Linked DNA regions of Homo sapiens: region 1 is linked to region 2. A link is a loop called in an ENCODE intact Hi-C map of the cell type or tissue named here. Cell type or tissue: ovary. All regions are shown on one strand. Links, peaks and the distances in the headings refer to the core of each region. The heading gives the core; the rest is flanking DNA.

Evidence for each region. Hi-C counts contacts between places; a loop is a spot of excess contacts. Peaks named below come from ENCODE experiments on the same cell type or tissue, not always from the same donor. Only the 100,000 strongest peaks of a DNase experiment are listed, where the experiment ranks them.
Region 1: it touches region 2 in a loop (16-fold over the local background); 107 of 110 quality-filtered maps call a loop at or near these places.

What each region holds. Positions count from the first base shown.
Region 1 is chr4:183,832,126-183,848,530 of GRCh38, forward strand. It overlaps a transcript of STOX2 not described here. Among named protein-coding and RNA genes, the nearest start is that of STOX2, 65 kb to the right of the region's middle. In ovary, for the core only: CTCF peaks have their summits at 7,327 (motif pointing right) and 8,318 (motif pointing right); a DNase peak (open chromatin) is centred at 8,316.
Region 2 is chr4:184,161,853-184,178,257 of GRCh38, forward strand. All of the region lies in intron 1 of ENPP6 (ectonucleotide pyrophosphatase/phosphodiesterase 6), which reads right to left. Among named protein-coding and RNA genes, the nearest start is that of ENPP6, 48 kb to the right of the region's middle. RefSeq lists enhancers at 5,560-6,331, 6,792-6,841, 6,982-7,031, 8,892-9,393. In ovary, for the core only: a CTCF peak has its summit at 6,763 (motif pointing left); a DNase peak (open chromatin) is centred at 6,739; H3K4me3 peaks cover 320 bases; H3K27ac peaks cover 2,376 bases.

The DNA of each region.
Region 1 (16,405 bases), core at 3,714-11,713, 330 kb before region 2:
ATTACAAGTGCCCGTCACCATGCCCGGCTAATTTTTGTATTTTTGGTAGAGACAGGGTTTCACCATGTTGGCCAGGCTGGTCTCGAACTCCTGATCTCAGGTGGTCCGCCCACCATGGCCTTCCAAAGTGCTGGGATTATAGGCAGGAGCCACCACACCTGGCCCTGGAGCTCATTCATTTCTATTTGTTTCTGAAAGCAGGGACTCTAAATATTACTAACCCCATTTTGGCTCCTAGTTGTATGCTTATCTCTGTTAGAGAAGACTCTTGAAATTATCTAAGGAATGTAATACTTCATCCAGTTTTTTAAAACTCTAGAAAGCTAGATTCTGCAGCTTCTTAGTAGCCTATAACCGACTCTTTTTTTTTTTTTTTTTTTTTTGAGACGGAGTCTTGCTCTGTCACCCAGGCTGGAATGCAGTGGCATGATCTCGGCTCACTGCAATCTCTGCCTCCTGGGTTCAAGCGATTCTCCTGCCTCAGCCTCCCAAGTAACTGGGATTACAGGTGCCTGCCACCATGCCCGGCTAATTTTTGTATTTTTAGTAGAGACAGGTTTTACCATGTTGGCCAGGCTGGTCTTGAACTCCTGACCTCAAGTGATCCGCCTGCCTTGGCCTCCCAAAGTGCTGGGATTAGAGGCGTGAGCCACCACACCCAGCCTATAACTGGCTCTTACCCTTACTGTCGTTAGGCTCTTCCTCTGACTCTCGGCTCAATTAAAAAGATGAGGTAAACTTTATACACAATCCCTTCATGTATATTTAAGGAACAGTGATGTCTCCTTTTAACTTCACCTCTGCAGACCAAACACTACAGATTCCGTCAAAACCTGTTACAGCATGCTGATGTTTTTCAATCTCCAATAGGAGTATTAGTCAGCTATTAAGAATATTTTGCTAATTTGTTACCAAATATGGATTATCCATGGCGATGGTCTACCTGAAATTTCCCCTGTGAAATGGACATGGTTCAGTGAGTTTGAACATTGATACACTCAGTTCTTAATCGTCTTTCTAAATTCAGTGACAGTTCTTTTTTTATTGCCTAATAACCGCTTGCAAGAAGTCAAGTCCAGACTCTTCCTGATTTTGTAGGAGCGTTTGTGCTTTGCAACCTGCCCCATGATTATGGTGTGACCTGTCAGGATTCCCTTCGTGGTTACTTAGCAGAACGCTTAGGTCTGGCATCATCAAAGAATGTCTAACTCTGCTTGGTAATGATGAAACTGGTGGGGGTTTTTGAATTACTCTTAAAAAGTTATTTCCCCAGGTAAGTTCATAGCCTGGATATTTCCCCACATAAAAGATCAAACATTCCTTAATCTCTTCTCTATATCCCACCCTTTAAGACCTTCAGGTTAGAGAGGAGACATTCTGAAAAAATCCAAATGCAAACAGTGGTATGTCAGAAGAAATGGTTTCAAGTGGTCGCAACAGAGAAATAGCGTTGGCAAGGCGGGATCGGGGCTGATGAAAATGATACAGGCTTTTATATTTCTGCAGGAGTTTTTTTTTTTTTTCATTCCAAGCATACCAGAGTTTCACCAAAGCAGGTAGAAAGAATGTGAGAAGGGCCGGGCGCGGTGGCTCACGCCTGTAATCCCAGCACTTTGGGAGGCCGAGGCGGGCGGATCACGAGGTCAGGAGATCGAGACCATCCCGGCTAAAAACGGTGAAACCCCGTCTCTACTAAAAATACAAAAATTAGCCGGGCGTGGTGGCAGGCGCCTGTAGTCCCAGCTACTTGGGAGGCTGAGGCAGGAGAATGGCGTGAACCCGGGAGGCGGAGCTTGCAGTGAGCCGAGATCCCGCCACTGCACTCCAGCCTGGGCGACAGAGTGAGACTCCGTCTCAAAAAAAAAAAAAAAAAAAAGAATGTGAGAAGGTGTTGTCACAAAATCCAGGCATGAGTGTATTTCTCCTCCTTAGAGCCAGCCTCTTCTGGCAAGCCATTGGATCTCTTCAAGCCTCAGCTTCTCCATCTATAGAATGGCTACAGCAGTGTTACTTGCTTCCCAGGAGAGGAGCATTCCATCAGCAGTAAAGCATTCATTGATCTTCCTTTTGTTTCTCTGTCACAGCCTGGCATGGTCCCAAAATATTGTAGTAATCAATGTGTTTTGAATTAATGGGTTTCTAAATATTCCCATGCTTCACACAGACCGTTTTGGATCTCTGAAGTTTTGCACCGTGCAGCCTGTTAGGCAGTTGATCAACCTGTGACTACCTTGTTTGTGGCTTATTTTCCCCAGCCAGAGCAGCCCGGATCTGCTGGCAACCTGGCAATCTTTGTTGTGAGAGGTTAACACAATTCCTACAGTCTGCACAAGCAGGAGGTGGAGTGGAGGTGGGAGAGGTGCGGAGTTGGAATGGCTCCCAGGCTGCCGTCTTGGCTCGTGTGAGTCAGTGGCATGGAACACGCAGGTTCTGTGCATTTATATAAGGGAAGGAAGGCTGTTGGCTCTACATTCTATATATTCCCCAGTTGTCGCTCAGAATAGTCATGAAGATCCGTGCCTATTCCATGTTCTTTTGGTCTTACAATGATAGTCATATTAGGCAAAGAGAACACAAAGTCTCTTGAACATTAGCTGCTTGCCTTGAATTTCAGTGTGACGCATTCATTCATTCCATTTATTCATTCAAGAAGCAATATTTAGCACTTACTCTGTGTCAGGTACTGTGCTAGGAACTGAGATTCCTACCTCAAGAAACTTCAAGTTTACAGTGGAAGAGACAGGTAATCTTTGTGATCCAAGGTTACTGAAGCAGTGAGATGTGGGCCAGGTGCTCTGGGGAACCTGTGGATGAGCCAAGAATTTCCGATGTTGGGGCTGGGGTGGATAGGAAGGATGCACAGAGCAGAAGATCTTTAGAGTTTGATGCAATACAGTGTCGTGGAGAGGAAACATAGTGTCTTGAAGGAGAGCATAGGTGAGATTGAATTCTAGCTCCTCTTCTTAACAATTACGTGACCCTCAGGCAAGTTACCTATTTTTTTTTTTTTTGAACTTCAGCTTTTTCATCTGAGAATAGGCAAAGAAGATAATAAGATAATAATGTCCTAAGACTTCATCATAGTGTCTGGCAACCAATAGATTTTTTTTTTTTTTTGAGACGGAGTCTGGCTCTGTTGCCCAGGCTGGAGTGCAGTGGCGCAATCTCAGTGCACTGCAAGCTCCGCCTCAAGGTTCATGCCATTCTCCTGCCTCAGCTTCCCGAGTAGCTGGGACTACAGGCGCCCACCACCACACCCGGCTAATTTTTTTGTATTTTTAGTAGAGACGGGGTTTCACCATGTTAGCCAGGATGGTCTTGATCTCCTGACCTCGTGATCCACCTGCCTCGGCCTCCCAAAGTGCTGGGATTACAGGCGTGAGCCACCGTGCCTGGCCAAACCAATAGATTTTTAATTAATTAATTAATTAATGTCCAGTAATAGTTTTTAAATATGTTAATTAATTAATGTCTGTCTGTTTTCAATCTCTTCCTCTTATTGTTCCTCACATTGTTACTGGAGGCAAATTATTACAATAGAAAGAACACTAGAATTGGCTCTGCCACCAGCCTACTGTGTGACTCCAGGGATGCAGAGCTAGTCACACCTCCCTGTAGACCTCCTGTGGGATCTGTGAGGGGAAAGATCTGGGTTGACTTGTTTCCAGTTTTTGGCTATTAAGAGTAATGCAGCTACAAACATTCCCTACAAGTCTTTGTGTGACATATGTTTTCATTTCTCTTGGGTATACACCTAGGAGTGGAATTGCTGGGTCGTATGGTAACTCCATGTTTAACCTTCTGAAGGACTTCCAGGCTGTTCTCACATGGCTGTACCATTTTACAATCTCACCAGCATTGTGTAAGGGTTCTGATTCCTCTCCATCCTCACCAACACTTGTTACTGCCATTTTTTTTTTTATCTGAGCCATCCTAGTGGGTGGAAAGTGGTATCCACTGCAGTTTTGATTTGCGATCTCCTGGTGACTAATGATGTTGAACGTCTTTTCATGTGCTTTTTGGCTGTTTATCATAGCCTTTGGAGAAATGTCTGTTCAAATCCTTTGCCCATTGTGAGAGTCATTGACTTTGGTATTTGTTGTTTGGACTCTCCTTCTCCTGGCTTGTGGAGATTGCTTTATCCTCTGAGGTTGCACCGCAGATCCTCTTCTGCAAGTCAATGGGTATGGTTGTGGTGTAGCGGGTTTCAGCAGCAACAGTGGTCTGAGGACCACTAAAAATAAACATAAGGAGTGTCACTACGTTAGCAGCATAGGCTGTTTTATGCTGAAATAACGTCTCAGTGGCTTAACACATTAAGCCTCATTTCTTCTTCTGCAAAGTCTATGCTCCAGGCTGCTGCAATCTTAGGGCACGACTCTACTTTCTATGAATGTGAACAATGTGAGGGGACTCAGGGGCTTTTTGATGCCTCAGCCATTATCCAGACCCCATCACATGGCCCCATACAATGGGAAGGGATCTGGGAAGTGCAGTCTTCCATGTCCTGGGAAGGGGTGACCTGGTATTAGTGAGCATCAGCAGTGTCCATCGCAGTCACCGTCTCCCATTTCGTGGCAGGGTCAGTGACTTCTCGTGACAGCCTCATGAAGGTGAAAAAGCAGGGATACTATTAGACACTCTGATATTGGAAATCTCCTAGTTGGCTCAGTGGAACTACAAAACTTCACTTAGGGACACTAAGATTCATCTGGAATATTTGCTTCTAATTTGACTATACAGGTTTGGTACACCTTGGAATGGATTGTCTTTTCTGTCTTTTATATAATAATTCCAGGAAGACGGTGTTTTGAGTTCCTACTGTGTGCCAGTATTGTACTGTGTGCTGCTTATACAGGATTAATTAGAGCACATCCCTGCTTCTTAGGACTCATACACGTAGCACTGTACAAGAGTGGGGATAAACACATAGACTGACATCTATGCTGGTGAGTGAAGATTAGTAGCAGGAGGAAAGACTTCTGGGAGCAGAAATGGGGGAATCCTTGGAGCTTTCTCGGGGAGTGGGGAAGAGCATCCCAGGCCATTCCCTTTATTTTTAATTGTGGAAAAATATACATAACCCTTCATATAGATCATTTAAATCATTCATAAGTGTACAATTCAGTAACATTAAATACATTCACAATGTCATGTAACCATCACCAATATCTATACCTATTAAATAAGAACTCCCATCCCCTGGCACCCTTTATTCTACTTGCTGCCTTATGGAGTTTCCTATTCTAGGTACTTCCTATAAGTGGAATCATACAGTATTTGTCCTTCTGTATCTGGCTTATCTCACTCAGCATGCTATTTTCAGAGTCCGTGCTTTTTTTTTTTTCTTTGAGATAGAGTCTCTCTCTGTCACTCAGGCTGAAGTGCAGTGGCACAATCTTGACTCACTGCAACTTCTGCCTCTCGGGTTCAAGTAATTTTCCTGCCTCAGCCTCCCACGTAGCTGGGATTACAGACGTGCACCACCACGCCTGGCTAATTTTTGTATTTTTGGTGGAGATGAGGTTTCACCATGTTGGCCAGGCTGGTCTCGAACTCCTGGCCTCAAGTGATCCCCCTGCCTCAGCCTCCCAAAGTGCTGGGATTACACATGTGAGCCACCGCACCTGGCCTCCACGCATGTTGTAGCACATATTAAAATTTCATTCCTTTTCAAGGCTGAATAATAAATACTCCATCGTGTGTGTATACCAAATTTTGTTTATCTGTTCATCTGTGGATGGAGCCTTGAGTTGTTTCCACTTTTTGGCTATGATGCTGCTGTGGACGTGGGTGTGCAGATGTGGGTGTCTGTTCCAGTGGCACTCACTTTTTTAGGAAAATTTTACCTTGAGTTCTGAGATAGCACATATTCATTGTGGATTAGTTAGAAAAATACAGAAAATTAAAATTAAAACAGAAAATCACCGCTTTTGTATTTAGTGATAATTTTTACGGTAAAAATATGTTAAATTTATCTCCTTTTTTCTCTTTAAATATTTCAATAAATATATTGACTAGATTTTTAGTATTTATTATTTTTATTATTTAATTTATTGAAATATTTAAATAATTCAATACATATATTGAAATACTTAAATAATTCAATACATATATTGAAAAACTTAAATAATTCAATACATATATTGAAATACTTAAATAATTCAATACATATATTGAAATACTTAAATAATTCAATACATATATTGAAATATTTAAATAAATGAAATTTGTTAAATAAATAAATACATAAAATATTTCAAATATTTTTAATGACCATAAACAATACTTTTATGGGTGTGTCTTGATTTATTATTTCATTACTTTTAGATAGTTTTGAGATTTATTATAAATTACATCGAGATGAACATATCTATATAAATCTTTGTTGATAAATCTGTTATTTACATAAAAATGAAGCTACTACATCAAAGATATGAGCAAATCAAGTTGCTTATCACAAATGGCCGATTACTTTGTGAGAGTTTTGCCACAGCCTCGCCAGTGTGTGAGTCCCCATGTCCTTAAAGCAGCACAGTAATGCTCTTGCTCAAAACTGTGCTTCCCATTCCAGGGGTTTTGGCCTCTCTCTGCAGCCCCCACTTGGGGCACCCATTGTGGATGGGTGGAGACTGACTGTTGAGGAGAGTGTGCCTTGTTTAGTTATATACAAGTGGCTCTCAAGCCTTTGTTCTGCCTCCACCTCCTCCACGTGGTTACACACTCATCACCAGTGAGTCTCATTTCTTGCAGAAGTCTTCACTTTGGAGAGAGGTATATATGAGCAGTTTCTGGTAAGCATTTGAGAATCACTGATTGTGCTAGCCAGAGAAAGAGAACCAATAAGATGCAGTAAGATGTGTGTACACACACACAGGTACACGTGCACGCGCGCGCGCACACACACACACACAGGTACACATGCACACACACACACACACACACAGAGAGCAGGCCAGGTTGGAGACCCAGGGAAGAGTGGGTGCTGCAGATCCAATCCAAAGGCAGTTGGCTAGCAGAGTTCCCTCTTCCTTGGAGGAAGTCAGTCTTTTTCTCTTAAGGCCTTTGATTGGACGAGGGTCACCCATATCATGGAAGGTAATTTGCTTTATTCACAGTCTACTGGCTAAGTGTTAATGTCATCTGAAAGAGTCACAGAGACATCTAGACATCTAGGTGTCAGATCAAATATGTGGGTACCGTGACCTAGCCAAGTTGGCAATAAAATTAACCATCACACTGATCCGAAAAGTTTGGGTGCCACTGACTTTAACGTTCTCCTGCATATAGGCAAGAATTAAAACACACACACAACAAAAGTTTATTTTTACTCTGAACCACTTGAGGGCACCATGAACGAGGGAAATGGAAAGTTGTGGCTCATCCGCTGTTCCTTTTAGAACAACCAGCATTAGTACTACAGGAAACCTGAGGGGATTTCTCCATGCGAGTCCCTAATTTTGCAGTTGAGAAAGTTACTGTGACTGTGTGCAAGTCTACAGGGCAAAGTAATAGAGTGAGTGAATGAGGCCAGAACGCGAACTGTGTCCTCTTGACTTTGCATTTCATGTTCTTTTTCGGACATTCTGATAATTTCTATTAATTAATAATGGAAAGAATTTGAAATATATGTGAGTTGTTTTGGTTCCCATAAGTTACATATGGTGATGTGGCACCTAATGTTGTGCAGATTGCATGAGTAAAGAATCCATTTAACTTTTAAACATCAATTATGAAATGATAAACTTTCGGATTTACAAATATTGTTGATACTGAGTCTGTAGCGAGTTTTGGCCAACGCTCTAAGGGTTTTGTTTGTTCTTCCTTTTGTAAAATGTTGCCTTCGAGTAACACAAAGGCCTGTGGTCTGTGAACACTCAGCGTGCAAGGATTTCTTTGTTTTTCATGGACTCTGTGTGTGTGTGCGCGTGTGTGTGTGTGTGTTGGTTGTGGGGGCAAGAACTAGGGGAAAAGGGATGCCAAAAAATGTAAGCATGTAGTTTTTCTCCGCTTTGTTGTGAAAACAAAATTGATAATGTAACTTTTGGAATCAAGTCTTTTGTATTTAGATTGGAACGTTCTAATACCTTATTGTTACAAATAGACAATGTGTCTGAAAAGCTGAATTTTTGAGAGTGGATGGATTATTTAAAATAATGATTCTTAACCCATTTGTACAATTCTGTGTTCTGTTACAAATGTCTTTTCTTTGTCCATGTAACAGTCAATTCCTGTTCTCTGAAGGAGGAATTCTCTCGGTAATTTCTGAGCCCTTCTTTAGGTGGTTGGCCACCAGGGGGCAAGCGAAGAATGGCAGAAGCCATCTGACGTAGCCCCTTCATCACTGCAGATAAACTGGTGATGCTTTCCTGACACACTTAATGGCAACCAGAGGTTTTCTGCACGTTTGTGTTTGTGTGTAAGTGTGTGGGGTGAGTGTGTGGCAGTGGTTATTTGCTGTATTTTGACTGCATAAAATTGCCATGCTTTCCCCTCGGTCTCCTAGAAATCCTTGTAGGATAATTATAACACAAGAAACAGATTTGATGGAAATTCTCATAATTCTCATACTCTGAAGCTTAGCTCATATGCATATTTCAGACTTGCCAGAGCCCCTCTTCAGTGGCTTGAGACTTGGTCTTAATCTTTTTGTCTGACTACAAAAAAAGTTCAGTGATGTGGTTAGTGTGTTCTTAGAGACACTGCACACTGTGGATCTGCGGGAGAGAGTTTCACTCATTGTATTCTGTTATTTTTTTTGAGACAGGGTCTCACTCTGTTGCCCAGGCTGGAGTGCTGTGGCGGGATCTCAGCTCGCTGCAATCTCCGCCTCCTGGGCTCAAGCAATCCTCCCACCTCAGCCTCCTGAGTAGCTGGGATTACAGGTGCACACCACTACATCCGGCTAATTTTTGTATTTTTAGTAGAGATAGGGTTTCACCATGTTGCCCAGGCTGGTCTCAAATTCTTGGGCTCAAGTGATCTGCCCGCCCCGACCTCCCGTGCTGGGATTACAGGCGTGTGTCACCACGCCCGGTTCAGTTTTCATCGTAGTATTTATTTATTTATTTATTTATTTATTTATTTATTTATTTATAGACAGGTTCTAGCTGTGTGGCTCAGGCTTGAGTATGGGGTGTGATCATAGCTTACTGGAGACTTAGCTTCCTGGGTAGCTAGTACTATAGGTGCATGCCACCACACCAGGCTAGTACTGTAGGTGCATGCCACCATACCAGGCTAATTATTATTACTATTTTTTATTTTTAGAGAGACAGGAACTTGCACTGTTACCCAGGCTGGTCTTATATTCCTGACCTCAAAAGATGCTCCCTCCTCGGCCTCCCAAAGTTCTGGGATTACAGGCTTGAGCCACTGTGCCACGCCGTAGTATTATGAAATCATCAGAACCCTTGGTAGCGTGCGATTTCTTCCTCCATCTCTTGTGCTCAGCCTGCTTCTTATTTTAAAATGAGGTTCATTTGTAAGTTGCCTTGCTCACTATTTTTGAACATTTAAAACAACTTTTTAGAATAGGTAAGAAGTTGAGAAAATAGAGACAGAAAAAAATACACAGCTTATTAAGGCATTCCAAAATACATGCCAGATGATTATACAGAGCAACTCTTATTTTAGGAATTTCTTATTGGATGAATGATGAAATCAAATACTAAGTTGGCTTTGCATAATCAAGATATTGGAAAATAGTGGGTAAGGTAAATGCTTATGGTGGGAATTTAATTTTCCCATAGAGTCATACAATTTGAAAGAGTCATTTATATGGGAAAAAAAAACTTGACTGTGGAATTATTAATACCAGCCTTACTTTCAGCAAGGGCTGTGTCCTTGCCAGTGTGTGGCTTAAGTAATGAATTTCCTCATATAATCCCTGTAAGAAAAGTTAGATGGATAATGAAGCCACTTGATCCTTTCATGCTCATTGCCACATATATTCATTAAAATATCACACAGGTAATTCCTCATTTCCCTAGTAGCTCTTACCACCTTTCCAGATTTGAGTGTTGAAGAGACCAGTCTTCTTACTGGCTGCCCCAGGCATTCAGCAAAACTCAGTCTTTGTAGGAATGTCTTAGATCTGCTTTTTTAGATGGAACCTAGTCTATATCAGTTTACTAGTTCCATACGACGTGGCTAAACTCATTTTTCAGATGCTTTGAATGGAGTATAGAAGACTATTGCTTTACTAAAAAAGCAAACATGAAAACTTCAAGCCTCACAGTCAGCTCCTATCAATTTCCCTTTAATTACCTCCTCAAGTACCTGTTAATGGCTCATTAGTTATAAAAATAAATTATAGGTACTCTGCCACCCTGTTTGTAGTTTCTTTAGTTTTTGATTTCGCTAACCCCAGGAAAATGGATGTGTGGCAATAATACAGGAATGTGAATCAAATTGCTCTGTAATTTTATATATTTAATAAAGTATACAGCAGGGCCGTGTGCACATGGGGTTAAGCTGTGGTGGAGGAAAGTGCTCTGTGAGAAAACTGAAGTCCTCATACACCATGTTGGCTGCCTATGTTTCATTTCACGACATAGTGCTCAGCAAATAGGGCTGATTGGTTTTCAGTCCGGTTTTGTGTGGTTTTAGGTTCATAATGGTTCCTTTTCATATATGGCCTTTGAAACTTGCTTGACACTGCAGTCATCTCTCATAGATAAAATAGGTCACAGTGAGTTTTAAATTCTTTTTTTTTTTTTTTGAAATAAAAATGTTATTCAGGCCGGGTGTGGTGGCTCACGCCTGTGATCCCAGCACTTTGGGAGGCCAAGGCGGGTGGATCACAAGGTCAGGAGTTCAAGACCAGCCTAGCCAAGATGGCGAAACCCCATCTCTACTAAAAAATACAAAAATCAGCCAAGCATGGTGGCAGGTGCCTGTAATCCCAGCTACTCGGGAGACTGAGGCAGAGAATTGCTTGAACCCAGGAGGCAGAGGTTGCAGCGAGCCAAGATCGCGCCACCGTACTCCACCCTGAGAGACAGAGCGAGACTCCATCTCAAAAAAAAAAAAAAAAGAAAAAGAAAAAGAAAAAGAAAAATGTTTTTAAAATAAAATTGCAGGTGGTATCCCAATCTGCAAGGATAAAAGCAGAATGACTCTTTTTGGGAGGAGGGAGAAGAATCTCAGAACCTTGGCCACACAGTTCACACAGAGACGTCACCCTGACCCGTAGGACTCCGCAGAACTCAGTGTGAAAAACACCAAAATAGAAGATGAAATCATTTTTATGCTTAAGTACTAAATATTTCCACTCAATTTTTAGACTTGTTCAGCCACAAATGTAGACAGAAACATTGTGTACCTTCCTGGGCACTGAACTTTAGATCAGGAGTTGGCAAACTTTTTCCACAGAGGGCTAGATAGTGTATGCTTTCGACTGTGGGGCCATATGGTCTCTGTCACCACTACTCAGCTCTGCTGCCGTGGCACAAAAGCAGCCAGGGACATTATGGAAATCGCATGAGCGTGGCTGTGTTCCAGTAAAGCTCTGTGCATGCCAAAATTTGGATTCCATATAATTTTCACATATGATGAAATATTGTTTTGATTTTTTCTGATTTTAGCAAAAAGATACTCTCGGCTCTTTTTCTTCTTTGAGTTTTAGTTATTATAAAGGTAATACCATGAAAGAACATTTCAAAAGGATGAGAAACTCATCTTTAATTCCATAATCCATGTTCTTTTCTTCATACGTCACTGTATCTTATAATAATTGTAATTATAGTTGACCCACAGTTCTGTACTTTTGCTTTTACTTACTTAATTTTTTATACGTAAATCATAGTTTATGTAGTGTAGGTGTAAAATTCTGAAAATAAATTATGTTTACTTTTCTTTAATGTTACTTATTTAATTGCATCTACTCCCAGTGTTCTTCTACCCAATCCGAATTTCTAATCTTTTTAAAAGCAATCTAATAATTGTTTCTTAAAAAAACAAAATTATTATTCAATTTGGTGAATTTGTATTTGTTGGTATTCTGGAATATAAATCTCTGAAAAAGGGACACCCCATTGCAAGTAGATATGAGGATGGCAGTCATTTTCTTCCTCCAACCCTTAACACTGTCTTGGAGAGTTCCCATGTTCCGGTTGAATATTTTGGTACTGAAAAATGTCTTCAGGAAAGCAACAATTGTTTTCCTAGAAAAAAAACCTGAGAACTCATTTCTCTCTTTAGGTTGCCTGACATTTGTAGCTGAGTGAAACCATGGTGAGCATTGATTTATTTTACTATAAAATTATCAGTTTTACTCACTCAAACAATCCTTTTATATTAAAAATATTTTAAAAATAAAAGCAGGGTATTGTTTTGCTTTACTAAATGGAGTCACCTCTTTTTCTCTTACTTTTGACAATTTGGTTGTCAAATTGTGTGAATTGTGAAAAAATAGCCCTGAGTACAGAGAATTTTTACCTCAGGGATATCAAAAAAGTCATGTTAGTAATAAAATAAGCCATTGATTGTGTTAAAACTCAAGGTGGGTCATTTAATTGCAGTTATTAAAAAGTTCTTTCATTATTTACCTCTGGGAGAGACTGTAGGTAGGACTGTAAGATTATTAATGAAAATGCGTGTAGATTGGTTTAAATGATTCAGCTTCATCTCACCAAGGAGTTAGCATGTTCATTCATTTTACAAAAGTGTATTGAGCACCTCGCCTACTATGTCTTGAGTAATTTGTTAGACATACAAAGTTGACTAAAACATGGACTCTGACCCCAAGGCTAAAATGTTATTTCACATGTGCACAGTGCTTTACAGATTACAAATGACATCATTACATCCTCATAAGAATCTCATGAAGCAGATGTTGGTTCCATTTCATTCATGATGAAACTAAAACATAGAAAACATAATAGTCTCCCCAAGGCTGCCTGTAGCACAGTTCCTTAGATTCCCAATCAGGTGACCTTTCCAAACTGTAGAGATGGCTCTATAATAGTTTAAAAAGGAGAGATAAGAAATGTCCACCATAGGTAAATACAAAATAGACAGTAATACGTACAATCACAGAAGTTCAGCTAAAGTGGTACAGGAGTCCAGAAGACGGAGAGATGGCTTCTGGGTAGGGGATGGATAAAGGGCATAAGGACTAGGGATAGGGATGGATGGACTGTGCACTTTCAGGGCAGGGGAAGATCATTCCATCCAGAGCCGGAAAAGCTTCAGAAAAGCTTAAGCCAGGTGGGATATGGCATGGGAAGAATGGAAATAGGAACAGTCAGTGGTTCAATTTACCTTGAAGATAGAATATATCACATGGAATTATTAGAGATGAGGACAAAAAGATGGAAAAGAAACACATCTTCCAGGTCTTTGATGCCAGGCCATAAAGCTTGAATTTTTTTTTGCTGGAAGTGGAGAGCCATCTGAGGCTTCTAAGCAGAAGTGTGCTAATCTGGCAGCAGTTTTGAACAAGGGAGTTGCAAACTCACATACCTGTAAAGGCCATGAAGATAATAGAGAAGTGATGTGGAGAGGATACAGCAAAAAGAGAAGTATTCTCCAGGGGACCATCCACCATTCAATGCTTTGGGAATGCAATCTCTCATTCTGCTGCAGATTTACAGTTCTCCTCTGCATATGTGCTTTATTAAGTTACATCTTTATACGATGTGTTCCCATTGACATAGATTTGTAACTTTTATGTGGTTATGTTTTAAATCTTACAGAAAAAAGGAGTTAATAGTCAAATATACTTTAATACTGACTTTTATATGTACTTATGTAGTGTACTTATAATATGTACTTAACAGTGTTCTTTATTTCTTCGTGCATATTGAATTATTGTCTAGTATTTTTTCATTTCAACCTGAAGGATTTTTTGTAGGGCAGGTTTACTAGTGACAAACCCTCTTGAGTTTTTGTCTATCTTGGAATGCCTTAATTTCTTCTTCAATTTTGAAGGATAGTTTGCTGAATATAAAATTCTTAATGGACAGTTTGTTTTCTTTCAGCACTTTGCATGTCATCCTATTGCCTTCTGGCCTCCGTGGCTTCTGATGAGAAATTAACTGTTAATCTTACTGTGTATACCTTGTGACAAGGCTGTTTTCTCTTGCTGCTTCCAGGATTCTCTTTTTGTATTTCGACAGTTACATTATAATGTATCTTGTTTTGGACTTGTGTGAATTTATCATGCTTGGAGTTTGTTGAGTTTGTTGAATGTGTAGATTCATGCTTGGCCATTATTGCTTCAAATATTCTTTTGCCCTTTTTCTCTCTCCTCTCTTTGTGGAACATCACGTTGGTGTGCTTGATGGTGTTCCACAGGCCTCTTTGGTTCTGTTTATTTTTCTTCATGTTTTAATTTTTGTTCTTCAGATTGGGTAATCTCGATTGACCTATCTTCAAGTTTGCTGATTCTTTCTTCTGTCTCTTTAAATCTGCTATTGAACACTGAAGTTTGCTTATGGTACTTTTCAACTCCAGAATTTCTTTATGGTTTCTTTTTATAATTTCTGCGTGTTTATTGATATTCTCTATTTTGTGAGACATCATTCTCATGATTTCCTTTAGTTGCTTGTATATTTTTTTCTTAAAGCATTTCAACATATTTAAAATAGTCAATTTAAAATCTTTGCCTAGTAAGTTCAATAGCTTCCTCAGAGACAGTTTCTATTCATATCTTTTCTTTTTTTCCTGTGCGTGGGTCATACTTTCTTGCATGCCTTGTAATTTTTTTTTTGAAACTGGGTTTTGAATATTGTAATGTGATAACTCGGGTAGTCAGATTCTTTCTGATTCTCAGGACTTGTTGCACCTGCTTATTGTGGTTGCTGTTTCTTTGTTTAGTGACTTTTAGAAACTAATTTTGTTAAGTTCTGCCTTCTTTGTCATGTATGTCCATGGAAGCTTATGTTTGGTTAGCTTAGCAATTTGACAAAGATTCCCTCAAACATCTGGAACAAAAACAGAAAAAAGAATCAGAGAGCCAGTGTGCTGTGTGTATTAGGTTATGCCTTCAACCCTCAGCCATACAATTCCCAACTCTGCCTTAGCCTTCACTTCCTGCTTGTGCAGAGCCTGAAAGTCAGGCAGAAGTGAGAGCTCAGTGCCATCTCAGGTCTATTCTGAGCATATGCCCTACCTTTAGCATGTATATGGGCTTCTAGAATCCCAGGATTACATGGGAACTTTTCAAAGTCCTTATATGGAAAAGTATGTAACTCCCTAGCCTTTCCTTTTAGGTTTTTTTGCTATCTGTTGTTTGCCCCAATTTGTATTTCTTTGCCCCAGGTGTCAGCAACTAAGTCATGTGTTTTTAATGAGTGACAAATGTTTATTGGGTAGTCACTTCACCACCCAGGGAAAGTTCTGAATTAGCAAAAATAATTCAGAACATATTGCCTTTTCTATCAGTCCTTCAGAGCCACCAGACAGGTTAAAAGAAACACAATTATTGGAAAGCAAGATCTGCTCTCCTTCCAGCACTAGGAACCATCACCAAGAAAGTGGGTTGCTGTCTTCAAGACCACAATCGAACTGGATAGGAGGATCCTGGGGCCAGGGTAGGTTAAAATGCCATAAATCTCCCCTACTGAAATTCAGCTGCCTTTTTCTTATGTGTTCACCTGGCCGCTGTAAACCTGTGACCAGTTCCAGAGTTCAGATTAAGTTGATTTTGACAGTTTTTGTCCATTTATTAGCTGTTTCTGTACAGGAACAGGCCCTTGGAATTCCCTATTCCACGATTTTCGCTGATGTCACTTTGTGCACATGTGCCTTACAAATAGTGTGTATATAAAAGAAAACATGTGTGAGCTAAGTGCAGGATGCTACCTTATTACCTTTGGTATAAAGAGAACTAGAGAGGAGAGAGGTTGAAGGAGAAGAAATGAGTAGGAAATGGAGGGATATTGACTGGCCCAGCTTCAGGCACCAAAACATAATACAGTCTTCCTAGAAAGTTATGCAGTTCAGGTATCTGTTCTATTAGGGGACAGCGTGTGGTTGCCTGTAACAGAAAATTGTTTCATACTGGCCCACACAAATAGGAATTTATTTGACTCACATAACAGGAAACCTGGGGATGAACAGGTAAGAGCCAGAGTAGTGGCCTAATGATGCTGTCAAGAACTCAGGTGCTGTTGATCATTCTCTTTCACTGTCATTAGAATATTGGCTTCTATATTCTCAGTTGTTGCCTCTTGATCTCAAGATGGTTGCTGTAGCTCCAGATAGCACCTCTGCATTCAAGGCACATAATATACAAAAGTCTTTTCCTGGCAACTTTTTAGAACGTTGGAACAGAAAGCCCCCGTCAGAAGACTTCTTATATTTCATTAGCCATAAATAAGTCACATGTTCACTCGTATATCCATCACTGGCCAAAAGAAGAGATTACCATGACAAGTCTGTGATTCTTCTGTCAGGG
Region 2 (16,405 bases), core at 3,413-11,412:
AGATGTAATGGACTTTGGGGACTTGGGGGAAAGGGTGGGAGGGGGTGAGGGACAAAAGACTAAACATTGGGTACAGTGTACACTGCTTGGGTGATGGGTGTACCAAAATCTCAGAAATCACCACTAAAGAACTTACTTATGTAACCAAACCCACCTGTTCCCCAAAACCTATTGAAATAATAAGAAAAAAGGCATCCAAGGTATCCCCAGTCTTTCCAGCAACAACTGCCCCCCTCCCCGCATGGTTTTTTCCTGGCCACCACTCTCAAGGACCCAGCCTGCGCATCTCACTGTCTCATTGCTTCCCTATTTTCTGCTCCACAGCAACCCCCTCCAAAATTTCTCTCCAAACTTCAAAGTTTTCTCAAAAGCAGTTCAGCCCTCCAGTGTTCTTGTTCAACTTATATTTGCAGGCTCATAGGGTGCTGGAAAAAAGGGGGGAAGGAAGGAAAGAAGAAAGGAAGGAAGAAACTTCAAATGCATGACTATTGTTGGATAATGCTCTCATCACCCTGATCTTCCTGAGTACTTGAATGAATATGTGAAAGTTTGCTTTTTCTACAAAGACAACTTCAATAATCTATTAAATGGGAGAGTAAGTTATTTCAACTTTGGAAGCCTATTTTGAAGCCTAAGTTATTTCTACTTTTGAAAGAAGGAAAGAAGGAAGAAAGGAAGGAAAGGGAGGGAGGGAAGAAGGAAGGAAAGAAGGAAGGAAGGAAGAAAGGAAGGAAGAGAGGGAGGGAGGGAATGAATGACTGGAGGGGAATGAGCCAAGACAGAGGGCTTCCTATTGAAGTAGGAATTAGGATAGTCCTCATGCCAGTAAAATGTGGCATTTTGCTATTCCCCACACTCAGAGTTCACCTTCTTTGAAAGGTGAGATGCTCTTACTGATGTGCTAGATGCGGGGCTAGCACAATTCGAGATGGTCACAGCTGGACTCACTCAAGGCCCTGGCAATAAACAGGCTGCACAGAGTTTAATTCAGGGGTTTTACAAAGGTGTGGGCTGGGCTGAGGGGAGCCAATGGCATGAAGAAGCAACCCAGGAGGAATGGCAGCAGCGTGCCATTACCACCCACCCACTCCGCTCCCCGAGTGGTGAATAGCAAGTGGACCTGCCTCTCCAGCCACTGTCCTAGAGGCCATCCCTCAAGGTCACCTGCTGAGGCTCAAGGCAGGCTGGAGAAACCAGAGGAGGGCAGACAGGCAAACAGAGGCTCTCCAGTGCAAGGGCCAGGGAAAATCCTAAGACGTGGATTTTTTGAGAAAATCATGTCGATCACTTGGGCAAGGATCTTGCACTAAACATCAGAGACCACACAAGCTGAGAGTCCCCTGAACAAGTACTTGTGAGCTTTGATGGTATCACACATTCTCAGGAATGGAAGGGACCTCAGGCGGCCTCCTAGTCTAATACCCTCCCTGCAATTTCAGAGGTGAGGAATAACTCCCTGCCCTTTGTATATATTGGGGGTAAAAGGCTTGAGTGTGTGCTCAAGGCCACAATTCCAATAAGTAGTGGGTGGGGTGAAGAAGTAAAGGGAACGAGGGTGACCTGAACCTGGACCTCCCGGCTTCTCATATCACACTCTTCACACTTCACTTTCCATGACAATAACAGATTTATGGTTACAGTTGGACTCTGGAATATGAAACATATGCTGATTTCAAGGTGAAAGCTCTCGGTTTAAAAAAAAACACAACATTGTATTCACGTGTCCAAACATATATGCAGAAAAACAACTGCATAGCTGGTTATATCGCTGAACAATCAGGTTCTACAGCTGATGAGGAATTCCTCAATTGCATGAACGCTTTCTTAATTCCGGTGTATAACCACCTTTAGAAAGTGATAGTAATCTTTAATTTTTAAGGCATTCATTTTATTTCTCTGAGGCCTATGTGTGTTTCCGTCAGGCGACAGTGGTTGTGTCTACCAGAGATCAAAACAGCTGGCAGAAAAGGGAGACATGGGGTTACATTTGAGGCACATCAATTTAGTCAAAACGTGGGGATATAAGTGAGGCTTACCATACACTAAGAAGGATCTTGGAAATCGTTCTTTTCTAACCTACAGGTTTTTGCCCAGAGGCAGCATTCAATGGAGCGCCGAGTCCAGAGTTGCAGGCAGGCCTCTGGGGCCACCCGCTGGAAGCCTGGGTTATAACAACGTGTGACAGCACAGGGACCTGGGCTGTGGGCGTCCTGTTCGCCTCTGGGAGATGGTGGCTACAGTGGAGAGATGACAGAGGAGTTTGGGTCAGGGTCTTCTCACTTTCTAGCTGTGGCAATTGAGTCTAATCTTCAGCTTCTCAAAGCCTCACTTTTTCTCTCTCTAAAATGGGATTCATGATACTCTCCGGGCTAGATTGCAACGAGCATTAAAGATAAAAATGGTCCATGCACAAGTGACGCTTGCTATATTGTAGGTAGTGTTCTAAGGGCATCTCTTATGGATTGAATTGTGTTTCCCCAAAAACATGTGTTGAAATCCTCACCCCAGGTACCTCAGCATGTGACCCTGTTTGGAAATTGGGTCTTTACAGATGGCATCAAGTTAAAATGAAGTTCTTAGGGTGGGCCCTAATCCCACATTTCTGGTGTCCTTATAAAAACGGGAAATGTGGACAGAGAGACTGACCTGCCCCCAGGGAAGATGATGTTTGGAGAGGGAGAGATGGCTCTGTAAACCAGACAACACCTGGGGCTACGAGAAGCTAAAGAACCAAGGAATTTTCAGAGGGAGCACGCCCCATCCACACCTTAATTTCTGACTTCTGACCTCCGGAACTAAAAGACAACACATTTCTGTTTCTCTAAGCCACCCAAACTTGTGGTACTTCGTTACAGCAGGCCTAGGAAAGGAATTCCACATTTCGTCCTCACCGTGGCCCTAAGGGATAAGTACTATTGTTAGCCCCGCTTTCCAGGTAAAGTAACTGAGGGGCAGAGAAGGTGAGTTGCCTGAAGTCTTACACCACCAGGTATACTGGAGCCAGGATTTAAATCAGGCAGCCTGGATCCCGAGGCTCAGCTCTTCACCACTGCAATCTACTAACACTTGTGCAACCAGAATGAACCAGCACTCCACGCGATTCCCAGCACTCAGGAAGCCCACAGGAGAAGGAAGCTGCTGGTGTTACACTTGCTATCATGCACTCTGTGAAGCCTCCACCCTCAAGGACAGGATGCATTCAGAGGAACACGTCAGTCCAGGTGGAAGGTCTTGGGGCTGAGCCCACTGAGGAAGCGCTTTACCTGGGACTCTGGAGGGGTGAAGCTCATAACCTAGGGCCAAAGGCAGAAATCGATTTTCTGGACACTTACTGATCAGTTTAATTATAATAGTTCCCAGTCCTTGGCCAACTCCTTTGTATCTGGAACTAAATGCTTTACATTTGCATCTCAGTCTTCCACATAACTCTAGGAGATGGAGAATATTACCTCCATTTTGCTGATGCTTAAGAACTAAGATTCAAAGTGGCTGAGTGAGGAGGCTGGAGCCGCACAGCTAGGAAGAGGGCAGAACCCCAGTCCCAACCAGGTCTCTGACTCAGCGTCCGCCCTCCCCCGCACCAGCACCTGCTCCCCTCCAGCCACGGTGTAGCCTCATCAGTTCACCAGGGCTTGCCGTTTTAATACAAATGAACTCGTAAGTCAGGCCTGATTCTGAGACTCTCAGCAAAGTAACCACATGGAGACGCACAGATCTCTGGAATGCCAGACATTCTCTTATCTCTTGCAATCAACTATTATGCATCAAAGTTTACTGTAAATACCTCTAAGGAGGAATATTCTCAGACTAGGGATATCAACAAAGGAGATGGTAATGTTAAGCTTCCTCTTCCTCTGGAAAGAAGCCAGCTGTGGAAAGAGAGGCTCCCAAAGTTCTGAAATCAGGGGTCTCAAGATAATGGATACATTTTAGAGACTGAACGTACACATACTATCTCAAATTGACATGGTTACAAGAAGCAACTTTATATATTCGATTCAGAGCCAAGCAGCCAGAAAATGTTAAATAAGTCAGATATTCCCACTAGTAGGTTCCCCTTAGTACTTTTCCTTGAGCATTTGGAGGTGTAAAGATTAGTTTAGACCCTGCTTAGATTAGTGAACTTTCATATAACTACTTTATACCCAAGAGACTTGAAAGAATTAACAATGCATTGCTCAAAGTAACTAACTTAAAAATTGAAATTTGCCTTGCAGATAACCTCTGTTGGGAAATCCATTTTATTTTTTTAATGTGTTCAAAGACACACTTTGGATGTTAAAGAAGTGGTTTCCAATGAAATATGCAAGATTGAGGTGAAAGCAAAGCTCACAATTTGCACATCTTTAAAAGCAACTCCTGATGTATGTGCCAGACACAGTCATCGTTAGATTCTGAGACACAAATATTGTAAGGCTGAGATAATGGGCTTTGATTATAGTGTGAAGTGTAGGGACTGCAACAAAAATAACCCCAAAAGAGGAGACATCTTTGATTAGGAACATTCACACTCATTGTTTTGAGGTCATTGGACTTAAAAATAAATGCATTGCTTTATGTTTCTGCAGCGCCTGCCAGCTTGGTGCAATTATTTAACAAGCAGAATACAGAAAAGGAAACAAAAATAATTTTCCTGCATAAGGACAAAAATGTGAGCCCTGAAGTTTTGACTTAAACACTTTTTACTTTTAGAAAGCTAATTTTTAACAAAGCTCAAAGAAATTTCCTGACAATCCAATTCATCTTCACCGCTGTGCAAAGTTGGAAAAGAGCAATAATTAATTACTGCATTGAAAATGAAATCTCTTTTGAGGCACACTCCCATTTTATTGAGTTCTTACAGAGGCTTCTCAAAAGATGGTAGATGATATTTGGAGGGAGGAGCTTCTTACTTGGGGCATGTCTACCTCCATACAGGAAAGTCAGCCAACATCTCCATCCTGAAGCACCTCCGTCTTCTGGCTCGTGATAAAGCTTCCTTTTCCCACCCACTGTGCTCCCTCCTCTCCCCAGTGACCAGGTTGGCTGCGTTCCTCACACTAGTAGGTGGCTACTTTGGCAAAAACCAGGCTCCGCCTGCAGGTGGTGGGAGTACCCCTTTTATGTCTCTTTCCGTGTCTTGACCCAGGACAGAAATTCTCCTCATGCCATGGGCAGAGACACTGCACTCATCCCGCAGCTGCCCCACCTGTGCCTGGGGCAGGGGTTGGGAGGTAAGGATAGGAAATTTAACTCAGTAAAAAAAAGCACATTTAGGATAGCTTTTCTTTCTTTATTTTTTGAGACAGAGTCTCACTCTGGTGCCCAGGCTGGAGTGCAGTGGTGCGATCTCGGCTCACTGCAACCTCCTTCTCCTGGGTTCAAGCTATTCTCCTGCCTCAGTCTCCCGAGTAGTTGAGATTACAGGCATCCACCACCATGCCCGGCTAATTTTTGTAGTTTTAGTAGAGACAGCTTTCACCATGTTGGCCAGGCTGGTCTCAAACTACTGACTTCAGGTGATCCGCCCCCCTTGGCCTCCCAAAGTGGGATCAAGCTTTTCAACTGGAGTAGAACTTAGAATGGCCAATGAGTGATGATTTCAAACAGAAGAGACTAGTTACCAGAATATTAGTGGATCAACTTTTAATGCCGGGAATTGATAGAGAATGATGGAACCCAGCTCTTAAGGAGTGTGAACTAATCAGGGACGTTACCAGCTCAATCAAGTACGAACCCATCAGTCAACCATCCCCCGCCCGCTTTTTTGGGGGGAAAGAAACAAGTGGAAGCAAGCTCATTTTTGCTAGCTTGGTTAGTTTTGTTTGTCATTGCTAGAATATGTGACGTAGGTATGATGCTGGCCTGCCCAAGTTCACGGCCTCGGGCCAGGTGCGCCCATAGAGAAGTGAGAGCAGCCTCTCAAGTCTCAGGAGTTAACTTCACAGCAGCCGCAGCTGGTTTGTCCTGATCAATGATCACCGGTGATCTGCATATCAACAGATGGTGCTGGGAGCAGACACTGGGTCTCATTCAGTGATTCACGTCTATAATCCTCCTTGGGTGCTCTTTGCATAAAAGCTGTTGACAGATAATCTGCTTTAGGGATCAAAGAGCAACTCAAGGGGGCTGCATCCTTCTGATAGTTTCCCAGTCCAAGCGGTAGACTCCACGGGAATAGGGGAGATTTTTGAGTTAAAAACAGAAGGAACAGGTAGGATGAGAACTGGCAGGAACTGAGGACCTGTGAAAACCATGTGGCCTAAGTGGAAGGAATTTTGGAGCCCAGCAAACCAGAGTTCAAATCCCATCCCAGCCACCTCACACGACTCATTCCACTTTATTGATCCTCAGTTTCCTCCTCTGAAAAATGGAGATAATCATACCTTTTTTCAGAGTTAAGTGGTTTCAGGTAGGGAAAGCTTTGGCACGATGTCTTCCGCACGATGTCTGGCGCGGAAAAGGCCAATCCTATCAAATGGGCCTTTTAAAAGGCCACTTTTAAAAATGGCACTTTGAAAAATCCTCTTCTAGGGAGGGATGGGGCCGGACAGTCCATTTCTTACTTGATATCTACAGACCATTTGCAGAGGAAAAGTCTCAAATCCCCTTGACGAAAAGAAAAGCAGCACCACGTTGCATCTGCCTTGCACAGGAAGCTGGAAGCTTTGCACGGGGGTGAAAGTTACAGGCAGACACTGCCCGCGGGGCTCCGGACAGCAAGGAGCGAGCCCTCTGAGCCTGGCCACGCTGGCCCGCCACTGCCCTCTGCTGGCGGCTGCGGTCTTCACCACCGCCCGCAGCCGTCCCCGTAGTCCGCCGAGAGGCGCCAGGCTGGGCCAGCCTTGAATTCTGGGTTTGCTTCTCCCGGTTTGAAGGCCACCCCCAGGATTCGCAGGAATCTGACAGCTGCTTGTGACTGTGCTGAAGATGCCGAGAATGTAGGCAGAGCCCGGGCAGGGCCGGCGGGCAGGCGGCCACGCGCTGCAGCAAACGCGAGCCTCGGGGCCTTGAACCTGGAGCCGGGGCCTTGCCTGGGCTGTCCTGGCTGGGAGTCTCGTGCTGTGCCCCCCGCTTCCTCATTCCCCCACCCCACCCTCCTAACCCTTGTTGTGTTTCATTTTCCCTTTTAGGATATGTGCTTCTTATTTGGGATTTTATTATTCTTGACCCCAGCCCTTTCTTTCCCTCCTTCTCTTAGTTCCTCTTTTGGTTGAGTTTATGATTTTTTTAAACCACAATTTGTAATGGTCACTGCAGTGGACGTTTAACTTTGAACACCCCTTTGTTCCTCCAAAGGCGAAATTCCTCCTGCGCCCTGCATGGCCCATTCAGGAGCGTCTGTGACCCAACCTCTCTGGCTCTGGGGAGAGGGCAAAGTGTGGCATCCAGCCCTAGCCAGGCCAGCGAGGAGCCGCATTCCTGCCACAGTGACCGTGGCTCCAGGATCCAGGCTGGGCGGGAGGATTCTTCATGCTGGAGGAATCCATTCCTCTCGGTGGCCGAGCTGGGAAGAAATGTCCCCATGTGAAGACATGGCCCCAGGAAGAGACGCTGGGGCTACAGCCAGGGCCGCGGGGAGGGCAGCAGGGGAGGGTGAGTTCTGCTCTCCTGGCTCCTGCCTCACCCCTGCTTCTTTTTGCAGGAGCCAGCAGCCCTCTCTCTGCCTGGAGCAGCAGGCCTGGGATTTCTGTCACTTGCTTCCTTTGCCTGTCCCTGGCTCCTCTCTCTGCCGTCATCACGTTTCTGGCCACCTTGCCCTCCTCCTCTGAGCTCACAGCTCCTGGGCAGGGTCCTGGCTGTGGAGGGCACCAGTTGAGAGCCACTATAGATGAAGGCTCTAGGCCGCAGTTGAGGCTTCTGAGTACTGGGCCTTAGCTGCCTGACTTTGCCCCTTTCTCCAAGGCCAATCACCGGTGGCAAATCTCACAAGCGACTTTGTGTTAAAAGTGATGACTACCTACGTTTACCTCTCACGAAGAGCTTACATTTAGTTTAAAAATTATCTATGATGAAAATATTCGAATGCACAAAACAGTGTGATAACACGGGACAGTGCTCCGCCCTGGTTTCCTGTGTCTTCCTCCCCACACTGGAATATTTTTAAAGCAAATACCAGACATCCCATCTGAAGTCATAAATACTTCTGTGCCTGTCTCTAGTACTGAGGTACTTTTAAAAAAACATACTCTTGTTATCACACCCAACAAAATGAATATAACTATTTAATATCATTCAATACCCAGTCCATATTGAGTTTTCCATAATTATCTTTAAAATGCCTCTGTGAAATTCGTTTATTTGAATCAGCATTCAGGCCGGGAAAGGTGGCTCACGCCTGTAATCCCAGCACTTTGGGAGGCCAAGGCTGGCAGATCTCTGGAGCCCAGGAGTTTGAGACCATACTGGGCAACATGGTGAAACCCTGTCTCTACAAGAAATACAAAAATTAGCTGTGTGTGGTGGTGTGCACCTGTAGTACTAGCTGCTCAGGAGGCTGAGGCAGGAGAATCACTTGAGCCAGGGAGTTGAAGGTTGTGGTGAGCCGAGATTGCACCACTGCACTCCAGCCTGAGTGACAGAGTGAGACTCTGTCTCAAAAAAGAAAAGAAGGAAAAAAAAAAAAAGAATCAGCATTCAAACAAAACCCATGCATTTTATTTATGTTTCTTGAGTGTCTTTTAACTGATAATGGTTCGCCTCCATTTTATTAATTCTTGTCTATTTATTTATGGAGGGAACTGGGTCATCTGTCTGAAAACATCCCATATTCTGGATTAGGCTGATTGTATCCTCGTGGTGCCATTAGCATGTTCCTTAGTCTCCTGTATTTCTTGCAGACTCCTAGTTTGATCTACAGGTCTTAGATTCAGGTTCCATGTGTCTTAGGCAAGAATCCACTGCACGTGGTGCCATGTACTTGCTCTCGCGTCACGCCATGTGGCTCGTGGTGTCTGTTAAAGTGGATTGGTGGGTTTAGATGGTGTCAGCCTAATCTATCCACTGTCAAGGTTCCTATCAACCTGCATGTAATGGTTTTAGCAACCACCGATAATCATCACCTACATCTGTTCCTTTTAGTCACAAAATCCCTTCCCAGTAGAAGTGTTCTCTGAAACAGGCAGGTTCTTTTAGGCGTGTCTATTTGGACTGTATACCCCTTACATTGAAGTGAGGGGGTGGATCAGTTATCTGTTTTGGTGTAACTGACAACCTCAAACCTCAAGTGGCTTAAACAATAGTCATGTATTCAGCTCACAAATATGCAGTCTGGATGGAGCATGGAAGGGAAAGCTCCTCTCTGCTGGACGCAGCACCAGCAAGGGCAGCTCAGAGGCTGGGGTAACCTGACACCAGAGGGCTGGAAGGATCTGCAGGCAGTTGATGCTGGCTGCTGGCTGAGACCTTAGCTGGGTTGTCAGCAGCTGCATCCACCTGTGGCCTCTCCATATGGCCACCTGGCATCCTTACAGCATGGTGACCATGCTCCAGGCATGAGCACCCCAAGAGAGCAAAGAGAACAGGCTTGGCATTGATTGTGACCCAGATCCAGAAGTTACATAGCATCACTTCTCCTGCATCTGTTGGTCAAAGCTGTCACAAAGGTCCACTCAGGTTCAAAAAGAGGGGACACCACTTGATGGGGGAATGTCAATGTCACAATATAAGAAGAACAAGTAGAATGGGATTTGTTACGGCAGCTTTCTTGGAAAATATGATCTGCCACCATGAGAAAACAAATTCAAATAATTAAGCGGTGTCACGAGCCAGACACATCACAGTTGACATACATTTGTCACAGCTTTGTCTAAGCCATTTAAAGAAGAAACTATTCCAAGACCATGGCTGTAGTTTAGCTCCACTTCTTGCCTTGATAGAATAAATAGACATATTGATATAGTTAGTTATTTAAAAACTTGTGTGTTCACATAATTTGTTAGTTACAAACACATTGATTTTTTTTTTTAAACCCCAGTGTATCCGGCACGATTCGAGATGCTGAGATAGAGCAGAGAAGAAGACGGACAGAATCCCTGTCCTCAGGAATCTTGCTCGCGGGCGGGAGAAGACAGATCATGAACATGTAAGCTGAAAGACAGGACAGTCTCAGGAAGTGAGGTGCAGTCAGCACTGGAAGTAAGTGGAGAGTGTGCGAGGGAGGTGCAGCATTGGCTAGGCGGCCGGGAGGGTTTGGAGGGGGTGGTGAGATGACGCTTGAGTGGTGGCGGAAATAATGACGAGGACACAGCCATGGGAAACCCGGTGTAACAAAGAGCATCCAGGGCGAGAGGGTGGGAAGGAAGAAGTGTGGGCAATGGGGGAGCTGGTGTCGCAGAAAAAGGTAGAGCCCAGTGATGTGGCGCATTGTTGGGAGGATTTAGATTTTACTCGAGGCATAATGGAAAATGCAGGCGGGTCTTCCTTATAGAAAGGTGCCTCTAGGGACTTCTCAGGATGGGAGGTGTTTGAAGGGGAAATCTTATTTCTCACCCTCAGTCTTCCACGCAGGAGAGAAATTCAGCCAACACCTGCCTCCTGAAGAGCCTCCACCCTCTAGCTAGCAGTCAAGCCTCCATCATCCCCCAGCACCCAGCTACGCTCCTCTCCCCCAGTGACTTCAGGTTGAGGTGACTTTGGCAGAAAACAGCTCCAGCCCCTCCCATGCGGTCTGAAGGGTAATGCTGGCAGCCATAGGGGATGAACTGAGCAGGTCAGGATGGAAGCAGGGTGACTTGGGAGGACATAAGGCGGCCTGGACCGGAGTGAGCAGTGGGCGCAGTGAACGGTGGCTGGGTTCCAATTTGTAATGACTAATGTGGGTTTTTTTCTGCATCTTCTCCATTTCAGTTTAAGGCCCACAGAAGGCTTATAAAAAGTAATATGACTTTAAAGGGTTTGATGTAGTCAAAATGATGAAAGTGGAAAGTAATGCAATCTCACTTTTCTTGGCTTTTTAAATTGTGATGTACAAAAATAAATAGTTCCTGAGTGGCGTGCATACCAGCGAGAGGAAATGTACATTCGTTCACCGTCTGTGGGAGGAGCAACAGAACGATATTTATCCAGTGTTTTTTGTTTGTTTGTTTGTGTGTTTTAATTGAGATGAAGTCTCTCTCTGTCTCCCAGGCTGGAGTGCAGTAGCGCCAACTACAACCTCCGCCACCAGGGTTCAAGCAATTCTCTGCCTCAGCCTCCTGAGTGGCTGGGTCTACAGGCGCCCGTCACCATGCCCAGCTAATTTTTTTGTATTTTTAGTAGAGACGGGGTTCCACCATGTTGGCCAGGCTGTCTCGAACTCCTGACCTCAAATGATCCACCCCCCTCAGCCTCCCAAAGTGCTGGGATTACAGGCATGGACCACCGCGCCCGGCCTATCGAGGGTTTTAAAAGTGTTCATTGGAGCCTTGGACCCAGTAACTCCACTTCAAGAAGTCTAACAAAAGAAAGAAATCAAAGGTGGGATTCATGAATGTGGATGTTCAACACAATATTGGAAACAATCTGAACATAAAACCAAACACAAACGATGTATTAAATTCTGCCCCCTTCATTCCTGACCTATTATAAATGGTGCAAGTTTCCATTTTCCAATCTTTCTAAGGTAGTTCAGGTACAATTACTTGAGGCAGAAGGTTGAATTCGACGACCAAGAAGGTCTAAGGGCAATGTTTTTGTGAAATAAATTTTTTGCCTACTTGTAGCTGGTGCCCAGAATTTTGCTCTGGGGTTTACTATTCTCCCAAAAGAGCCAAGTGGCTAAATTTGAAGTGTCTGAAAGTGTCTGAGGAAAGAGAAAATAGTCTTTCCATTTAGGTGTTGGCAGGGTCACTGTGGGAATCTTACTTTCAAATTACAGAGTCCAAGTTGAAAGGGTCTTAGAGATATTCTGGTTAAAACACCCACCCATTTCTGGAGTATCTGTTGTTTTCCAGGCACAGGTTAGGTACGGAGAATAGGAGGGCATGATTCTAGTGCATAAGGGCTTTACAATGCAGCCCTGGGCATAAGAGAAGAATGAAACACGTCACCACAGGCTGAGTGTGGAAGTGCCAGGTCAGATCCACAGTGAGTGAGGAGGTGGGTGGGAGATCCATCCCGGGGGGACACCTGGTGGGTCACATCTGGGAACACTGCAGATCGTAATTCCCACAACTCTGAAGGAAAGAGATGAGAGGGTCTCAGACTCTAGAGAAATGCTAACTGAGTTAGAAATGAGAAGAAATGAGGCCGGAAGAGGCACGATCCGATGCCACAGCTTTACTAAATAGTGAAAAAGCAAGCTCTTAGAAGAGGTCCCAAATCCTTTTTTTTTTTTTTTTTTCCGAGACGGAATCTCACTCTGTCACCGAGGCTGGAGAGCAGTGGTGCGATCTCGGCTCACTGCAACCTCTGCCTCCCAGGTTCAAGTGATTTTCCTGCCTCAGCCTCCCAAGTAGCTGGGATTACAGGTGCCCGCCACCACGCCTGGCTAATTTTTGTATTTTTAGTAGTATAGTTTTTTTTTGAAATAAGTGGGGGCATCAGTGAACCAACCAATCAATGACAGAAGGAGAGATGAGATCTTGGTGCTTTAATCCCATGCCAGGCTAGTGAAATAGACAAGATACTATCACCTGCAACATATGTAACAATAACCAATGACAGCCTTGTAAGAATGGAAACATCTACTCTCTGTGAGCACTGTGCTGTGAGGGTTCCAGAATGACCTCATGGTATCCTCCCATTGACCTTCTGAAGCAGATGTTTTACCTAAGGGAAAACCGAGACTCAGACAGGTGAAGTAAACTCTCCAAATGTACCCTGCCAGTATGTGTCAGAACCAGGATTGGAACTAATCTACGTCTAATTTGTACCCCAAAAGTATCTTACGATATTACTTCTAAATAAGGTCTGTGTACTTGAGTTTGATGGCCCATGTTCAGAGACGTTGCACGATTTAGCAAAGTGTGTAAATATACAAGCCTGAAAGTCAGTGGAAGCCCGCACCAAACTTCAATGACCCAATGGCCACCTTGGGGACTCCCAGTTTCTTTATCTTAAAATGTGGGAGATGGAATTCATGCATCTGCTAACCCTGCTTACTGTCTCTTGTTTTCACTCTGCAACAGCTTTGAAGCCGAAATTTTCACTTCTATTTACTGACTGGAAATAATTGACTCACACAAAAGCATCAGTGAGATTCCTAACAAGGCGCTGGGCTCAGCACTGACAGGAAGACCCCACTCGATGTAGTATCCCCGTCTCTCCTCTTGGCTCCCAGGACCTGACCCCGCTCTCCCTCCTTGCCCAGTGCCCCACCTTGTGTCCTCACTCCCTCACCTCCAGGTCCATCTCCTCTCCTCCGCCGCCCGGAACTCTCGGTTTCTCTCTCTTCTCTGGTAGAGGCCTCAGCTCATTTCCAGTCCCAGTTTCCCAACCAGCAAGCCCATACACATCTCCCTGCTTCAGCAAGCCAAGATCCGCTCCCCTTAAAAATCAGTACAGGGCCATAAATCACATGATTTTTTCCCTCTTAGAGGGATGATTAGACAGATAATTCATGTAACTGAATCACATAATAATCACTGAATGAAAGGCAGCCATTGTTTTCATTAATGGAGAGAGCATACCTTCCCTGCTCTCTTCTCTTCTACACCACTATGAGTTGATGTCATGGCAGATTCTATGGCAGAAAAGCTCTTCGTCTGGGGCTACCACCGCAGAGTGGGGGCATTTTATCACCTTTGGGAAGAAGCACAGCCATCACTAGGCACAGAAATCTATATGTTGTGAACCTGTGGGCCAGAAACTAGGCAGTCTCCCCAAATGGAAATACCATCAACAACTGGAAAGTTTGTGATGAGATCTTGTTCTGGAGTATTGAGAAACAGGAGTCCCACTTACACCAAGCGTGTTCTTTATTCTACCCCAAAGGTAGAGGGAAACAGCAGTGTGGCATATGAGAAGAGAGCCTGGCCATTAGAGGACCTGGCCAGATCTGCTATGAACCATCACCCCACATAACGTCTTGGCCTGCTAGGTGCACCGGGTCAGATGTCCACAAAAGTGGCACGTGTTTACGAAGGGAGAAGGAGGTTGGAGGAGAGAAAAGGTGTTGTGTAAAAAATAGTACAAAATAATCCTTTTTTTTTTCTTTGTACAGATGGAGGTCTCACTATGTTGCCCAGGCTGATCTCACACTCCTGGCCTCAAGCAATCCTCCTGCCTCAGCCTCCCCAAAATGCTGGGATTACAGGTGTGAGCTACCATGCCTAGCCCAAAATAATCTTAAAAGCTGTGTGTCATTATTATTGCCACTGAACGGAGAGTTGGAGTGGTTGAGTCAATATCCCAAGGTCTTGTAGTTGGTAAGTGGTAGAGCTAGGAATCCAACTTCAGAAGCAGCACCTTTGGCCAACAGATCAAGGCCTCTCCAAGCATCGTCTTCATCGTTACAGCTAACAGGTACCAAATACTAAGTCTATACCAAATAGGATGCAAGGTGCATTGCCAACATTATTTGCTTAATCCTCACACCATCGCTGTGAGGTTGGCACTATAATTACCCTCTTCTTAAATAGGAAAGCAGATGGAAACGGTGAGAAGTTAAGTGTTAAATGGCTTGCTCACAGGGACTTGGGGAGGGCGGTGAGGTGTGAGTGTGGGCCATTCAACTTGGGGTAGGGCTTTTGAGCAGTGTGCCGTATTGCATCTCCAGTGGGCCGCAGTGAGCACACCTCCTGCGGCACTGAACTGCAGGAGGGAGAAGGCATTGCTAAGGATCGAGTCCTAAACACCAACTGAACGGGGCCACCGAGCTACGTTGGCTCCTCAGGCACTCTCATGCTGGTGGGGTCTGTAGAAGAACCTGCTAGAGTTGACTGAACTTTTATGAAAGTGACATAACAAGAATTTTAATCATGAGAAATTAGCACAGGACCATGAAAATATCAAAGCATAAGAGAGAACTATCAGCAAGTCATCTTGCAGCCCAGGCCCTGAAGGCGCTCATACAGAAGAAACGTGGACAGGAGGTGGGAACCTGGGCCTTGGCCTTGTGAGACTCTGTCTCTAACTACAACCTTCTGAAGCTCCGTTTTTTAATCTCTGAAATGGGCTGAAAGAATCTCACCTCGTGATTGAGCTACCCTGCGCGGGAAACCACTTGTTTTCCCTGGATCTGTACAACCTACAGGTCAGGAGATCCCCTTGTGAACCCACGCCACCAGGGCCTTGGGTCCCAAGCACAGAGCTGTGCAGATTCTCAGTGGCCACTCGGCTGGAGACACTGCCTAAGACTACTGAGTTCACAGGGGGAGGGGTTGCCACCATCACTGTAGCCCCAGTCTGCCATTTCCCCTGCTGGTGCCAGGGAAACTGGGTGGTTTGGACTCAGGAACAACTCCCCACAGCGCAGCACAGTGGCTGTGGCAGATCATGGCCAGGCTACCTCTTTAGGCCAAACTTGGACCCATCCCTCCTCACCAGATGGGGCCTCCCCGCAGGAATTTCAGCAACTCCAGGCAGGGGTTTAGGGATAGAACTCTGATTTCCTTGGGATGGAGCCCCTAGGGCATGGAGTGGCCATAGTCTCCATGGATCAGCAGACTTGATCTTTTCCCCTGCTGGCTCCGTGGAATCTGGGCAGTCCAGACGAGTGGGATTCCTTCCAGCACAGTGCACCCCCTCCACCAAGGGGCAGCCAGAGTGCTTTGTTAAGCGGGTCTCTGATCCTGTGACTCCTGAGCGGTTGAGACCTCCCAACAGGGGTCACCAGACACCTTATACAGGAGCATTCCCACTGGCGTCAGGTCAGTGCCTCTCTGGGATGGAGCTCCCAGAGGAAGGAGCAGGCAGTCATCTTTGCTGTTCTGCAGCCTCCACTGGTGACACCTCCAGGTGTGGGAGGAACCCAAGCGAATGGAGTCTGGAGTGGATGCCTAGCAAACCTTAGCAACCCTACAGAAGAGGGGCCTGACTGTTAAAAGAAAAACAGATAAACAGAAAGCAACAACAACAGCATCAACAAAAAAGTCCCCACAAAAACTCCATCCAAATGTCAGCAGCCTCAAAGACTGAAGGCAGATAAAGTCATGAAGATGAGAAAGAATCAATGAAAAAACACTGAAGACTCAAAAAGCCAGAGTGTCTTCTCCAAAAGATCACAACATATCTCCAGCAAGGGCACAGAACTGGGCTGAAGCTGAGATGGATGAACTGATAGAAGTAGGCTTCAGAAGGTGGGTAATAACAAACTTTGCTGAGCTAAAGGAGCATGTTCTAACCCAATGCAAAGAAGCTAAGAATCATAATAAAACACTACGGGAGCTGTTAACCAGAATAACCACTTTAGAGAGAAATATAAATGACCTGATGGAGCTAGAACATACAACAAAAGAACTTCACAATGCAACCACAAGTATCAATAGCCAAGCAGACCAAGCAG